Regions from separate parts of the Homo sapiens genome. Here region 2 is linked to region 1. A link is a loop called in an ENCODE intact Hi-C map of the cell type or tissue named here. Cell type or tissue: body of pancreas. All regions are shown on one strand.

Evidence for each region. Hi-C counts contacts between places; a loop is a spot of excess contacts. Peaks named below come from ENCODE experiments on the same cell type or tissue, not always from the same donor. Only the 100,000 strongest peaks of a DNase experiment are listed, where the experiment ranks them.
Region 2: it touches region 1 in a loop (5-fold over the local background); 3 of 110 quality-filtered maps call a loop at or near these places.

The regions. Positions count from the first base shown.
Region 1 is chr9:291,846-299,845 of GRCh38, forward strand. All of the region lies in intron 4 of DOCK8 (dedicator of cytokinesis 8), which reads left to right. Among named protein-coding and RNA genes, the nearest start is that of DOCK8-AS1, 80 kb to the left of the region's middle. In body of pancreas, no CTCF peak of the experiment used is centred here; no DNase peak of the experiment used is centred here; H3K27ac peaks cover 1,521 bases.
Region 2 is chr9:348,401-356,400 of GRCh38, forward strand. The region is part of intron 14 of DOCK8 (dedicator of cytokinesis 8); the gene reads left to right. Among named protein-coding and RNA genes, the nearest start is that of DOCK8-AS2, 120 kb to the right of the region's middle. In body of pancreas, no CTCF peak of the experiment used is centred here; a DNase peak (open chromatin) is centred at 4,891.

The DNA.
Region 1 (8,000 bases):
CCCTTGAACCCAGGAGTTCAAGACCAGCCTAGGCAATATACAGAGACCCCACCTCTAAAAAAATTTTTTAAAAAATTAACTGGATATGATGACATGCACCTGTAGTCCTAGCTACTCGGGAGGCTGAGGCAGGAGGATCACTTGAGCCCAGGAGGTCAAGGCTGTAGTGAGTGACGATTGCACCACTGCACACCAGCCCAGGCAACAGAGGAAGACCCTATCTCAAAAAAAAAAAAAAAAAAAAAGCCAGGCACGGTGCTCATGCCTGTAATCCCAGCACTTTGGGAGGCCAAGACGGGTGGATCACCTGAGGTTGGGAGTTTGAGACCAGCCTGACCAACATGGAGAAACCCAGTCTCTACTAAAAATACAAAATTAACCGGGCATGGTGGTGCATGTCTGTAATCCCAGCTACTTGGGAGGCTGAGGCAGGAGAATCACTTGATCCTCTAAAAATAGCTAAACTGGGAGGCAGAGGTTGTGGTGAGCCAAGATCGCGCCATTGCACTCCAGCCTGGGCAACAAGAGTGAAACTCCGTCTCAAAAAAAAAAAAAAAAAAAAAAAAAAGATTATTGACACTACATGCATGAATCCTCAAGAATATTAGATGTTATAATTTATCAACATTTCCAATTTTATTTGATAAAAGGTTGTCTTTTTTTTCATTTTCTTTTACTATTAGATTAGGCATCTTTCTTCTATATATTTCTTGGCCATTTTTTATTTTTCCTGGTGCTCTGCTTATTCGTGAAATTTGTGCATCCCTATTAATGTATTTGTCTAGTCTGATTTATTTTTATAAGCACTTTTTTGGTAAAGATATTAAGCCTTGTCTACCATGTATTAAAAATGTCTTCCCCAGTATGCCTTTTGTCTTTTAAAGTTGTTTTTAATTTTCAACATTCAGAATTATTTATGTCATTAAATCTATATTAATATTTTTCCTTATGTTTAATTTTGGCATCATGCTTAAAATTTGATTCACAAACTTATTATTATTTTCTAAGAGTATGGGATTAAAGCATTAATCCAGATCATTAGCCACTTGACTGTTGCTTCTGTTCCCTTATGTGTCTCCATTTGTTTTTATCTTTTCTACAGAAGCAATGGTTACCCATATATTTATTATATGCAAGTTTTTGCATCTTGTTCCCCTAAAAAAGAAAGGAATATGTGTTTTAATTTTATGTTTGGCAACATTCTAGGGATGGGATTACCATTGGCCCAGTTCTCTGCACCCCTGTGTAATGGAGCAGTTCCCTTCTTAACGGTCACCTAGTGGACAGGGAGAAGTGTACAACTTCAGAACTCATTGTCAGTTTCTGGCAAGCTTTCTTGTAGAAAAGTTGCATCTCTTTCTATCCCTCTGCCTCATTCTCTTGCACTCTGAATCTAACACTCTGCCCATGAAAACTAAAATTCCTAGCACACACTCCTCCCAGGGATCATTCTGTCTCTATATGCACCTGTCGTATTTTATCTGTGGGGAGAATCCAGTACACTATTGCCAGATGTCCTTCATCTCCCAACCTCACACAGTACATTTTTAGCTTATTGTTTTCTGTGAGTTGTATCTGTATTGTTTTAGAATGATGGTAGAAGGAGAAGGACAAGGAGAAGGTGGTGATTCATATAAATGAAACCAGCTGGAAGCTGTGATGCTTTCATAGATAAGCCACTATTATGAAGAAGGAGACTTCAGATTTCTGTATAGACACTGACCAGGGACTCGTGGGCAGGAAGGTGTGCAACACCTTCTTATCTTTATTCAGTGAGTTCCCCTTTGGGGAGACAAAGTTTGGTACATCCTTCTCTTTCCAGCTCCATCTGATCCACAGAGGTTCTGTCCAGATTCAGGCATTAAGTTATCTCTTCATTTGGATGAGTTTCCAGTTTTTCTGTGTCTTCATAAGTGGTTTACTAGAAAGTCGGAGGAGGATGCAATAGGGGTTGCTGGCCATTTGTTAATTAGTGATTAATTATTTAGCTCTCCTTTAATTGGTTATGTGCCAAATCATGTATGATTGTTTTGAAAGAAATCAAGTAATATGGAGGTGCATTAAGGAAAAGGCAAATCTCATGCCTCACTACTTACCAGTGTCCTACCCTTCCCTTAACTCACTCTTCACTGCGTAAAGCCCAGCTGTGTAGCTTCCAGATCTTTTCATACCCTCACAAAAAATATTTGTCTATTTATATTTTTCACATAAAGATATATGTATTAATGTATGTACTTATATATTACAAACATTTCTTTAAAATAACTGTCCATGTCAGAGCTATATCCCATTCTACTGAAATGCTGCCTAGTATTCAAAGGGTGAAGGAATGTGTCCTAAGTTACTGAAACTAAATGACCATTTTGGTTGTCACCATTTTTCATAATTGCAAATAATACTGAAACAAACATATCTGCACATTTGCCCCATACATGTGTGTGAATATTTCTGAGGGTAGAAATGAAGCCAGTGTACATGGTATGCTCTGATAGGTACTGCCAAATTCTTCTCCAGAAAAGTCGTGCTGTTTCATTCCATTACCAACTGGGCATTAAACTGGCGTGTTCCCATATTCTTGCCAGTGCTGGATATTATTTATTAAAATAAAATTTCAGTTCCTCCAGTCTTCTTTTAGTTATTATTTTAATCTGGAAGCTATTACACCTACTTTCTGAATACAGTTTCCTATCACCAAGTTTCCTTTCCTTATGTGTTCTAAAATCCCAGTTAAATATGCACTTAACCATACAACCGTAAGTCCCACTCTTGAGTATTTACATAAAACCTATGTGCAAATACAGCAGTTTAGCAGTTTTATTTGTAATTGCCAAGACTGCATAGCAGTTTTATTTGTAATTGCCAAAAACTGGAAGAAAACCCAGATTGTACTCAGTTGGGTAGTAGATAAACAAACTCTGGTAAATCCATACAATGGAATACTACTCAGCAGTGAAATGGAACAAACAATTGATATATACAACAACATGGATGAATCTCAGATACAGTATGCTAAGTGAAAGAAGCCAGACAAAGGCCGGGCATGGTGGCTCATGCCTGTAATCCCAGCACTTTGGGAGGCTGAGGCAGGTGGATCACTTGAGGTCAGGAGTTCCAGACCAGCCTGACCAACATGGTGAAACCCCGTCTCTACTAAAACTACAAAAATTAGCTGGGCGTGGTGGCACGTGCCTGTAGTCCCAGTTACTCAGGAGGCTGAGGCAGGAGAATCGCTTGAACCTGGGAGGCGGAGGTTGCAGTGAGCTGAGATCATGCCATTGTACTCCAGCCTGGGCAACAAAGTGAGATTCTGTCTTAAAAAAAAAAAAAGAAGAAGAACCCAGACAAAAAAGATAACTGCATGATTCCATGTATCTGACATTCTGGAAAAGATGAAGCTACAGGGATGGAAAACAGGTCCATGGTTCCCAGGGTCTGGGAGTGGGGAAGAGGGCTGACTACAAAAGGACACGGGAGTGCCCTTTGCGTGGTGCTGGGACTGTAGTGCCCATGATGTAAAATCTGCCTTGGACCATTACATTAGAAGAAATCAATTCCAGTTATCCCAATATTCCCTCCAAGTGAAATACTTTGGTAGCATATATAATAATAATTCAATAAGTATTAGCTATTATATTTATTAAGTAGTACCTATCAGAAAACATACTTATATTAGCATGTCAAAGGAATGAACACAAAATTCTCTCCCATATATTGAACGCACCATGGAGGGGGGACCTGCCTTCCTCTGGAGGACCATACTTAGTGAAGCCACTTTGCCTTATAAGGACATGCCTTTGTTATCCAGAACCAAGCAGTCAAACACTGATTTAGTTAGCTCCTTTATTTCTCAGTTATCTCCTGCTGATATTACATTTCTCCATAATATCTAGAGATAGGCTTTTATGTCCTTGCTAGCTGTGGTAATGGTTTTGAATCCCACTTAGGGGGCAGAGGAGTAGAGTAATGGCCACTTGTGTTCCCTCCCACCCTCATCATTCTACAGGGCATTTGCCACTCAAGTACTGTAATTGAGACATTTAAATCATACAAATAATGCTGCCCATGAAGGATAGAGGAAATTTTTAGATTTCCTTTTAAACCTAACAGAGAAAGATTAAGTTACATAAAAATGTAAAATACATGATCTCCAGTACATTGAAGGAAATGTATTTTCTTACTTGAAATGTTTGTGTTACTTAGACTGGAAGATTTATTAAATGATTTCCATTCTATCACTCATGTTTACAGCACCAAATTTGGTGTCCTTGTTCTAAAAACAATAGTACTTTTCTCCCCATGACTTTTGAAAATGATTACTGGTTTACTGATTAGCATGGCGCCATGTTTGCTTGTTTGTCCAACCTTTTATCTGCATATTTTGATAATGTTGTGTGGATTAATATTTGATGACATCCTTTGGGTGATATTAACGATTTTAAGCTTTATTTCTTCTGTCATTTTCTCTAAATGAACCAAAGAGGGATAAACTTCAGAATGTTTTTGATGCCTGGTGGAGAGCTGAACTCTTAAGAAATTAAACTTGTTTACATACTATATTTATTCTTGCCGCAGAGACAGTGAAACATTTCATGAGTGTTATGGGCAGCATCATAAAAGCCTTTAGACTTTGTTTTTCATCTGGGGTGATTAAGGTAATTCTGAAGGAAGGTTGAGCTCAAGGAGAGCTGAGATATCAAGGAATGGGGTATCATCTGTTTTATTACTCCATATTTTACTCCCAGTGAAGTGGTAAACAATTAAAATTCAAACACATCAGTGCATATAATTCAGTTACTCCCAGAACACCATAAAAATGTTTCCCTGATCAATAATTGCTTATTATGACATGCATTTGTTGTGCTAGCTGTCAAGGTGCTTAGCTATTTGCTTTCTAAAAGTATGAAAAGCACGCCCGGCTCATCAGCCTATGTGGTAACAAAGAGCAATCCAGCTGTGGATGTCACAGAGCCACTCTTGACCTGTTGTGCATAGACTCCCTCCCCACAAATCCAAACCCACTAAGACTCTCCAGGCTCTGTTAACACACACCAGCCTGGTTCAGCTTGGATGCCCTCCTCACACCATGTGGGTTCTGATTTTCCATGCCAGGCAGTCCATCTTAAATGGATGCATCCTCACCGTGTTTGGGCTTCAACTTCCTATTCTGGACCTCCTCGGCTACTCCCTACCCCAAGGCATGGAGGGCTGCCTTGTTCTGATGCACCTTATGATTTTAGCACCAAATTGTACAGGAAGGGAGAGAAGGGAAAGGAGAAAGAAGATGTGAAAGGAAAGAGAGGGTAGGGAAGAGGAAAAAGAAGATGAGGAACACGTATTATTTTCTAATCCTCACAATAGGTCCTCAAAATGAGCAACATTTCCCCCTATTTCATACTTGAGGAAGCTGTGACTCAGAGAGACTAAGGCACTTGCCCAAGGTCTCTTAGTACATTAAGGAGCCAGCGTCTGCACCCAGTTCCTTCTGACTCTAGAGCCTGGATTCTGCTGGCTGCACCACACTGTCTTTAAAGAGAACACTCTCAAAACGCGCTTGGTCTTTGGATTGTCTCAAATGTGTTAGAATAGTGTTTTAAGAAAAGGAATGCAGATCTCCTGGGAAGCAATAGGTCGAGTTCATTTCATGAGAATCATTTTTCTAGCCATTGGCCTACTTCCCCATTTTTCTCCTGTCTGCATCTAGGTGCAACAGGAACTTGGCTTTATTTGACTCCATTGCCAGGGTGGGGTAATGAAGCTGGGACTCTCTTGTAGCCAGCGGCAGTGAGCCAGCAGTCTCACTGCCTACCCAGTGATGGTTCCTTCTGTGGCCAGCACTTCTGGAATGAGTCATCTTTACATGTTTGCCAACCCTTGTCCTCTCCTCCCCAGCCAGGTTCACCCTTGCTGCTGTCAAGGAGCTTTGAGACTTTCTGAGATTTTTAAATGGGGAAGTAGATGTTAAACCTAGTATGAGGAAGAGAGGGAAAGTTTGCTCTGGTTTCAAACACACAGTCATAGAAGATGCTAGTCTTAATGCTTTCCATAGCAAAAACCCTGAAGGCTTAGAGTGTACACATTGTGAACTGAACTTTTAACATTATTGTGTAACTCATTTGTTAATGCCTATTTGTCATTGACTGTGGGGTCCATGTGAAAAACTCCCACAAACACTCTAACAAAATGGAAGACAGAAAAGAAAGCAAGCATCATTTGTGTACAATAGCCAAAGAACAATAGCCAAATAAATTTGATGGTCTCAAAAGTTAAGCATCTTTTGAAGAGAAAATTTGATTTTAGGGCCAGGTGGGGTAGCTCATGCCTGTAATCGCAGCACTTTGGGAGGCAGAGGCGGGTGGATCACCTGAGGTCAGGAGTTCGAGACCAGCCTGGCCAACACGGCAAAACCCCGTCTCTACTAAAAATACAAAAATTAGCTGGGTACGGTGGCGCATGCCTGTGATCCCAGCTACTTAAGAGGCTGAGACAGGAGAATTGCTTCAACTCGGGAGGCGGAGGTTGCAGTGAGCCAAGATCATGCCGCTGTACTCCAGCCTGGGTGAAGGAGCCAGACTCTGTCTCCAAAAACAAAAACAAACAGAAAAAAGAATTGATTTTGATTTTTTCAGATACAGTGCATGAACTTTTTATCATAAAATATTAAAGCTGGGGAAAATATCTTAGAATTCACCTCATGTTCATGCTTTACCCTGTGAAGAAACAGAGGCACAGAGAGAAATAACTTGAGGATAATGGAAACAAGCACACATCTGTAAGTGTGTGTGTGTGTGTGTGTGTGTGTGTGTGTGTGTCAGAGAGAGAGAGAGAGATGTTCCTTTGTAAGTAAACACTCTTGGAAATAGCCGCATTTTATTATAACACAAAAAGTAATGCTAAAGCTGATATAGTTCTGGTTGCTAAGCTTCACACACAAAAGGTCTTTAGGTAGCTGCTTCCTAATTTTTATTTCTGTGGCCCAAAAGTCTCCTTGTAAACCTTCGTGTCATGTCATACTAAACCTTTGACATCAATACCCTTTAAAATGTACAAGTCCTTAAAAAAAAAAAAAAGGCAAAGGGCAAATACTAATGTGGGAAATTTGAATTTTAATTAACTGTTTGTTTCAATGTTAGGATAAATTAATGTTAGATAAATTCTTTGGTAATTTTTCCCCCTAAAATTGGATTTTTCAAGAAACATCACTGGTTCAGTATATTGTTATTTGGGGTAGCATAATTTTAGGCGATAACTTAATATTTGCATATATTTGTCACTACTTTGAGTTGGTTTTTGTCCCCTGACCCCCAGCCAGGATGTTAGATCACACAGATTTTTTTTTCTTTGAGCCCTTAGGGAGAGTCCAAAACAGTCACTTCATGTACTAGGAAAGTTTACCCAGTCAGCACACACAGATATGTTGTTGCCTACATTTATATTTGTGAGAGTGACTGTTAAGAAACTAGCAGGTTTATAAAATCCGTGTGAGAATTTCTCTCAAATAACTGTTAATGGACAATCCAGCAATCCTCCCATCTCAGGCTCCCAAGTAGCTGAGACTACAGGCAGGTGGCACCATACTCGGCTAATTTTTTGTGTTTTTTGTAGAGATGCGGTTTCACCATGTCACCCAGGCTGGTCTCAAACTCCTGGGCTCAAGTGGTGCTCCCGCCTTGGCCTCCCAGAGTGCTGGGATTACAGGTGTGAGCCACTGCACCCAGCCTGTACATTTTCCTTGAAATCGTTTTTGGATGTTTAGTCTTATTTCCTTATTCAGAGTTCACCTGTTTATTTTTTTTTTCATTTCCCCAATTTAGCCTGCGTTTCACCCAGCCCTAGCAATATAGGTTTGGGTCAGAGAAATTCAAGCGGCCAGGGGATGCTGAAGATGGCCCATTATGGCCGGGCGCGGTGGCACACATCTGTAATCCCAGCACTTTGGGAGGCCGAGGCAGGCAGATCACAAGGTCAGGAGATCGAGACCATCCTGGCTAACACAGTGAAAC
Region 2 (8,000 bases), 57 kb after region 1:
ACTCTTGAGTCCACAGTGCTTTGGTGTTACAGCCCATATAGAACGGTCCTACCTAAAAGTCCTGCGGTCGGTTTAACAGTGACGAGTGTCATTTTTCCACTGTCCTTTACATAGAATTCAGCAGGAAGCTTCATGAGGCACCCTGTTTCTACATGAGTTGCCCTGGTTGGTGGAGGCAGAAGCAATGGAGAAGTGGTGATGAAATTAAGTCAAAGTTAGGCTTGCATTTGACTCTGATCTTGAATAGTTTGTCTAGATTAGAGGGAGCACCTAAAATCCAAAAAGCCTTTTGTCTTTGATTTCTATACTTTTGTTAGTTTTACAAATTATTATTTAAAATCAGTCCTTTGAAGTGGCTTCTTCTCTTCTGACGGGACAGCTTTGGGAAACTGTTTAGTCTTATTTCTTTTGCTATTGGGAAGTTGTGGGGGACGCTATTTTGCAGCTTTTTCATCCTCAGTTCTGACCTCCTCATGTGCTTTACAGATGCCCCCAAAGGTCAGCATTCATCCACCTTTCACTGAGAGTGTTTGGCCATCTCTAAAGCAGAGGTATTTTAACAGCTCTCCTTAATGGATGTCCTGTGGTTTCAGGCCTCAGACAGGCTGCCCTTGGGCCCTCAGCAGAAGTCGGGAATCGTCTTATACTTCCAGATCGTCTTTTACTCAGGCAAAATATGAGATGCTGTGTCAGGGTTTCCCAAGGGAAGAAACTGAGTGGGAGGTGCAGGTAAACCCCACAGTACAAAATAAAACAGAGCTGTGAGTAGTTGAAAGGACTGTGTTTTGACAGCGTAATAAGGTAATTGTTTAAAACCATGGCTAATTCATCAGATGTCATGTGTCTTTTATAGTTAAAAGATGAAATTTCTTTACCCACTGGTGTCAACAACAGAAAGATTCTAAAACTTTCAAAAAATGTGCCAGTCCTGGCTGCTTTGTTTCATGTTCTTTGACAACTTTCAAAATGTAAATTGAGATTCATGCAACTATTAATGGAAATATAAATATCATGGCTTCATAAGGATAAAATTAGAGGAGCTCAACATAACGGCTCATTTTAATGATTTCTAAGGGGTTTCCATGCCCAGGCTAATAACTGTACATTTAGCAATAAGCAAATCTCAAAGCCTATTTCTTATCTTTCCCTAGAATTACAGCTTTTAAGCCCAAGCTGGTCGTTCCTTTTATACCACTCCACTCACTTGATAGGGGTGACATGGGCTGAGCTTTCTCTCCTATCAGGGCTCAAAGACAAGTTTAGCAGCGTTTCTAAACTTCTGTCAATCAGCTCACAGGACACAGACCAGTTTCGTTATCCCATTAACAGATTTACATTTCTGTTCTCTGGAAGTGTCAGTTAATGTCCTTAAAGGTAATATACACAAATGTACACAATAGTCTCTGAATTTTTCTCAGAAGACACACTCAGAAACCTTAGAATTCTGATTCATTCTCTTTGGCTCAGACTTGGATGAATTTGCTTCTCAGAGTAGGGACATGAAAATTATTCTTAATTTATACTTCATGTAATCTGTTTCTTCTTTCTCCCTCCGCCGCCCTCCAATAGCTCTTCTGAGCTTGTTTGTTCTTCCCCTAACTCCCATTGTTGAAAACATGGCCTCCCCTCATTCTCACCTTTCCAGGAATCTCCTTGTGCTCCTCAAGTTCGGCTCATCGCAAACTTGGAGTTCTGTTTTCTCATGCCCTTCTTTCATTTTCTTCTTTTAAGAGACAGGATCTTGCTCTGTCTCCAAGATTGGAGTGCAGTGGTACGATTCTAGCTCACTGCAGCCTCAAACTGCTGGGCTTAAGTGATCCTCCCAACTCAGCCTCCCAAGAAGCTAGGACCACTGCTGTGTGTCACCACACCAGCTAATTATTTTATCTTTTCTAGAGACAAGGTCTCACTCTGTTGCCCAGGCTGGTCTTGAACTCCTAGCCTCAAGCAATCTTCCTACCTCAGCTTCCCAAAGCACTGGGAGGTGCCACTCTTCTTGTGTTTTTTACCTTTGCATTTATTTCCTGGTTACAATACTTTTAACTTAATGGCTGCTGAACTAGATTCTGCCAATGTACGTGCCGTCCAGGACACGTTCATGCCACTTTAATTTTCTTAGAACATCAATGAGATAGTCTTACTAGGGAGAGATAAAGGGCAGGGGTTTGGTTTTCTGGCAGGTTTTCTTTCATTTTAATAACGAGCCAACCCACGGAGGAAGGAATTGATTGATGGCTGCTTCCTCTTTTGTAAAGAACAAACATCAAATTAGTGGTTTGTCCTCACTTTGCGGATAAGCAGAATAATAACACCTGTGCCTCTCCCTGCATTATTTTGAAACTAATATAATTTTGTTTGGACAGAACGTAGATAGCAACCTTAATGGGGAGGAATGTGGAAGAGGAATTACTGAAGGGGGACCAGTCAGCCTGTCAGGCAGCAACTCTGGTGCCAAAGAATGGACATAGGATCAGAGCTGTGGACCCCCGTCCTGTTTGTAAACTTCCTGAGGGTGGCAGAGATTCATACCCTTTCTCCCATCAGGACAAAAATCAGTGTGTTGGAGCTCACTCAGGAAATGCTCTTTGGGATTGGCATGGGAAGGGGATGAGGCCGATTGACAATTAGCCTAGTTCACTGGGATTTTGTTGTAGGAGCTGGGTGGTGGCACCATATGGCCAACAGGGGATGCCAGCGACATCCCTAATTTCTCTGGCTTCCTGATAGGTCCTGGTAGGGTCGGGGTTCCACCGGGATTTGCCTAGTATGGTCTACCTCTGACTGAAATTAAACTCTAAGTAGGTAACTGGGGAACGCCTTTCTCCAGAGAGAAGGTTTTGATGTGATCTCATCATCGGGGACTGGATTGGACCTGGAGAAATCAGTTTTTCTATAGTCTTGTTTCTAGAGTGGCACCCTGGTCTTGGGCAGGTCAGAAGGACAGATAGTTGGTCACCATCTTCAACACAAATCATGGCTGGAAAAGGGCCCCAGTAGGGAGTGCCTTTCTCACTCACCAATCACCAAGGCTAGAAGATAGTCTGCAGATTCTTTCAGATGCCACAAAGCTGTGATTACAGCTGCCCATTGGCAAATCAGGTACTAGTTTTTGTTAATCACATTGCAGTCTTCCTTCACTGTTTCTTCCCCTGGTCCCGGAATTAAGGCTGGGCTCCATTTGACAAGTTATCTTCTGTGCAGGTAGAGCAGCAGGCTGTGTTAGCTCACAGCATCTACTCAGTAGGCATGGAAATATCCACTGAATGGGACTGAGAAAGTGGAATGGGAGGGGAACGTGTGAAGAACAGGAAGTTTGCCTCTTTATGTCCAAAGTCTGTCTACTTAGAGCAACAGGATGGTGATGATGCTTTCTGGTTAAAGATGTCATGGCAACAGTCTTCCCTAGACAGCTCTCTAGCAATAGCCAGTGGCATGTAAACCCTGCATTTTTGCACTGTATCCAGTGTTTGCAACTCCCTTGTAGAACTTTCCCTGAAGTCAGCAAGAACCCTGTGAGAATCAGGATTTGTCTAGAAATTTAGCATTTACCTAATCAATGATTCTCTAGACATGTCAGTACCTCCAAGTGATTCATATGCATGTTTGGTGGGCGTCGAGCATGTGGCAGTTTGGAGAAGGAAGTGGAGAATGCAGCAGCAGCAGGAGAAATGTTTGATGTTGCTAAACATCAACCCCACAGCAAGCCTAGAACTCGGGGAATGGGAGGCATGGTGCGGGTAGCTGCTGACACACAGCTCTAGAGATAGCTGCCTGCAAAGCTGGATGGGACTCCAGGCAATAGGCTTCAGGGCCTAACTGCTCTTTCAAGGTCACTGATTGTTACAGGAGCCATGGTCTGCAGCATTGAGCATGGAATTATTATTACTATTAAGCATGATCCTCACCGTGATGCTCTTGGGGTGGAACAAAAGAGCCCAGAGAGAATATGCTTATTTTATGCAACCTCTAACGTTTCCTCCCAGAGTTGTGATGAAACTGAACCAAACTCTAGCATGAGAATCGGCATCCCAGGCCAGCAGCCAAAACAAGTGGTGACACTTGGCCAGGCACGGTGGCTCATGCCTGTAATCCCTGCACTTTGGGAGGCCGAGGCGGGTGGATCACAAGGTCAGGAGTTTGAAACCAGCCTGGCCAACATAGTGAAACCCCATCTCTACTAAAAATACAAAAAATTAGCTGGGCGTGGTGGCGGGCACCTGTAATCCCAGCTACTTGGGAGGCTGGGGCAGGAGAATCGCTTGAACTTGGAGGTGGAGGTTGCAGTGAGCCAAGATCGCGCCACTGCACTCCAGTCCAGTGACAGTGTGAGACTCTGTCTCAAAAAAAAAGTGCCGATACTTTATATATCTTCTGAAAGAAATGAAGTCTGTAAGAAGGACTGTTAACCCTCAGAATGGTCTGGGGATGCTACATCCCCTTGTGGACTTGTCACACTGGTATGAGTGTAGGGAGTGGGAACACTTCTTCTCAGCTCCTTCCTCACCATGTGTCATTCAGGGACAAAGGGAGCAGGATATCTTCCCTTTGAAAAATCTCATATGCCTGGCAATACTCGTCACCCTGTGAATAATGTTGATGCATTCACCTAACCAGTATTATAAGCCCCTGCTGTGTGTCAGACACTATGCTTGGTGCTGAAATAGACAAGGAGGGGACTGCCTGTCTTGGAAGGCAAATCCCAGTCTCCTAAGAGACACTAGAACCACAGGCAACCATGCTGATCTATGCAATGACATGTAATGCAACTTTGTCCTGCAACCACCTTGAGATCTTTGAAAGTTCTCCTACCTCCAAAACTCAGACAAGTCCTCTCTCTTGCCAAGTGCCTAAAGCAAGGATATGTTTATAGAGGCAGCTGGGGGCATCTGGCCAATTTATTTCCCAGCAGACCTGCTGCTTCCCCTGATTCCAATACTTTCTTCCCCAACCCAAACCAAGGCGTCTGGCAATGTTAAAAACATCAAGAATGATAAAACAAGCATTTTAATGAAGATTATTGATGTATTCATTGGCTGTTTCTTTAAATGGGTAGAGAACTAATAAAGGATCTACCCCAAATAACCAAAAATATCAGCCTCAGCACCAGCAGAAATTGGAAGCGTTCTGGTATTTATATGTGTTTTTCTCAGCTGGCAGATTTGTTTTAGGAAACTATTTGCAAAGCCTGGGAAAAATGTGCTTTCTCTGTCTGTTAAAGGAACATGCAGGTTGGTTGGTGCTGGTTCTCCATCTGACAGTTCTGTCTGGTGGCCTCAAAAAAAAAGAAAAATACAGCATAGTCCAGATTTGGACTATGCAAATGGTGTCTTGAAACTTAACTTTTAGGTCTTGAGCAAAGCCAAGTATTATTGAAATGTTTATTTTGTTTTTATCTGCAGGAGGTTTTCATTCAAAATGTGGTGCTTTGGGGGAAAAGGAAGGGTGTTTGTACTAGGTACTTTTTAGCATTCTTCTTATTATCTGACCTATCACAGCCTCTTCAGGAGACATTAATTAATTTAGTTCATATAATCAACACTGGAACCAAGGAAAAATTATTTATACTTTTAGAAATTCTCATGTTCTTATACTTCTTTGGAGATTGAATTGACTCCAAAGAGACTATTTTGTGATTAAGAATATTTTTGTGGCCGGGCACGGTGGCTCACGCCTGTAATCCCAGCACTTTGGGAGGCCAAGGCAGGTGGATCACCTGAGGCCAGGAGTTCAAGACTAGTCTGGACAACTTGGCAAAACCCTGTCTTTACTAAAAATACTAAACTTAGCCAGCCGTGGTGACGGGCGCCTGTAGTCCCAGCTACTCGGGAGGCTGAGGCAGGAGAATCACTTGAACCCGAGAGGTGGAGGTTGCAGTGGGCCGAGATCACAGCATTCCACTCCAGCCTGGGAAGAATATTTTTGTGTGGGGAGTCGTTATATTATGTCCTTAGACCAGGAGGTCCAATTGAGGCAGAAATTTTTGAAGTAAAACCATTTTTTTTGAAGGAAACACATATTTAAATATCAAAGAACACTGGACGTATACTTTTAAAAATTTACATACTTGTGTTAGTTATCTATTGCTGTATAACAAAACCTTTGCAGCTCAAAACAACAGTCATTATCTCACAAGTTTATGTAGGTTACGCAGGTGCAGCTGACCTGCTTGGTCTGAGCTTTCGAAAAGTGCAGTGAGGATGTCAGCCTAGGCTGCCGTCACCTCAAGGGTCCCCTGGGGGTGGATCCACTTCCAAGCTCACTCATGTGGCTGTTGGCAGGATGCAGTTGCTCACGGGTTGTTAGGCTGAGGGCGTCGGTTCCTCACTAAGCCAGAGGCTTCCTTAAGTTCCTTAACATGTTTTCTCATGGGGGGCAGCTCACAGTGTAGCAATTGGCTTCGTCAAAACAAGCAAGCGGGAGGGTAAGAGACAGAAAGCAAGACAGAGGCCAGGGTCTTTCACAGCCTAATCTCAAGAGCAGTACCTCATCACTTTTGTCCTATTTTGACAAACGTCGTATTGACTTTTGTCACTACATCAGAAGCGAGTCACTAGGTCTAGCCCACACTCAAAGGGAGAGGATTTCACAGAGCAAGAATATCAGGAAGCAGAATCATTGGTTATTTCATTAGAAGCTGCTGGCACAGTTCTTAATGAAGCTACAAAACATTGAACTGGGAGGAATATGGGGGTAGGAGGGTGACAGGGAGGGCAGGTTAATTTTGTGGATGCTGAGGACAACGTGCCTCATGAAAAGTGTTCCCATCAGACTGGTGTATTTCTGTTTCTTTTCTTTTTTTTTTTTTTTTTTTTTTTTTTTTTTGAGACAGAGTCTCGCTCTGTCACCAGGCTGGAGTGCAGTGGCACAATCTCAGCTCACTGCAACCTCCGCCTTCCTGGTACAAGCGATTCCCCTGCCTTAGCCTCCTGAATAGCTGGGATTACAGGCATGTGCCACCACGCCCAGCTTATTTTTTGTATTTTAGTAGAGACTGGGTTTCACCTTGTTGGCCAGGATGGTCTCAGTCTCCTGACCCTGTGATCTACCCACCTTGGCCTCCCAAAGTGCTGGGATTACAGGCATGAGCCACCGTGCCCAGCCCAGAATGGTGTATTTCTAGGACATCTGCAATGCATCACTCTCTAATAAAAGAAAAAAAAATAGCCACTCCTTGACAGATACTCAAAGGTGTGGAGTCCCTTACTAAACCACACTCCAAAGAAATAAGCCTGCAAAATAGGGAAAAGTTGTTTTTTACCTAGAAAGCAGATTCTCTGCATTTTCTTATTTTCAAATAGTGGGGAGAAACCCTAAGCTGTACATATGAAGGAATGGATTCATTTCTCCTCTTGCACAGCACCCCAGCACCTTGTACACCCTATTCCTCCCTAACTCCCAACCGCACACTCACCTCCCAAGCATCTGCAGATCTACATACATATTATCAAATGTACAGAGTACTGAGTGAAATGGTCACTGTAGCTATGGAAAGGTGAGATTTGCAGGCTGTCTGAAATGTTTCTTGCTAAAGTAGTTCCAATCCTTCCCCCATTTAGAAAAAAATACATTCTTAGTAAATGACTTTCAGGCAGAAAAAGAAAACCACACTGGAAATAGGATTCTAATAAACCAACATGGGGCTCTAGCTGGTGAACATATTTCTGAGCCATCCCTATACAGAAACCACAAGACAAATAAGAAAAAGTAAATCCAGATCACTTAGACCCTTCAAACCACATCCTGGGTTCCAAGGACAGTGGCTGCGAGTTAGGAAAGATACATTTATCCAGTGGACCTTTTGACTGTCTTGTCAATCTTAAGAAAAAAATGTAGAGTAAAAAATTTTGGCTGGGCGTGGTGGCTCACGCCTGTAATCCCAGCACTTTGGGAGACCGAGGCGGGCGGATCACGAGGTCAGGAGATTGAGACCATCCTGGCTAACACAGTGAAACCCCGTCTCTACTAAAAATACAAAAAAAACTAGCCAGGCGTGGTAGCAG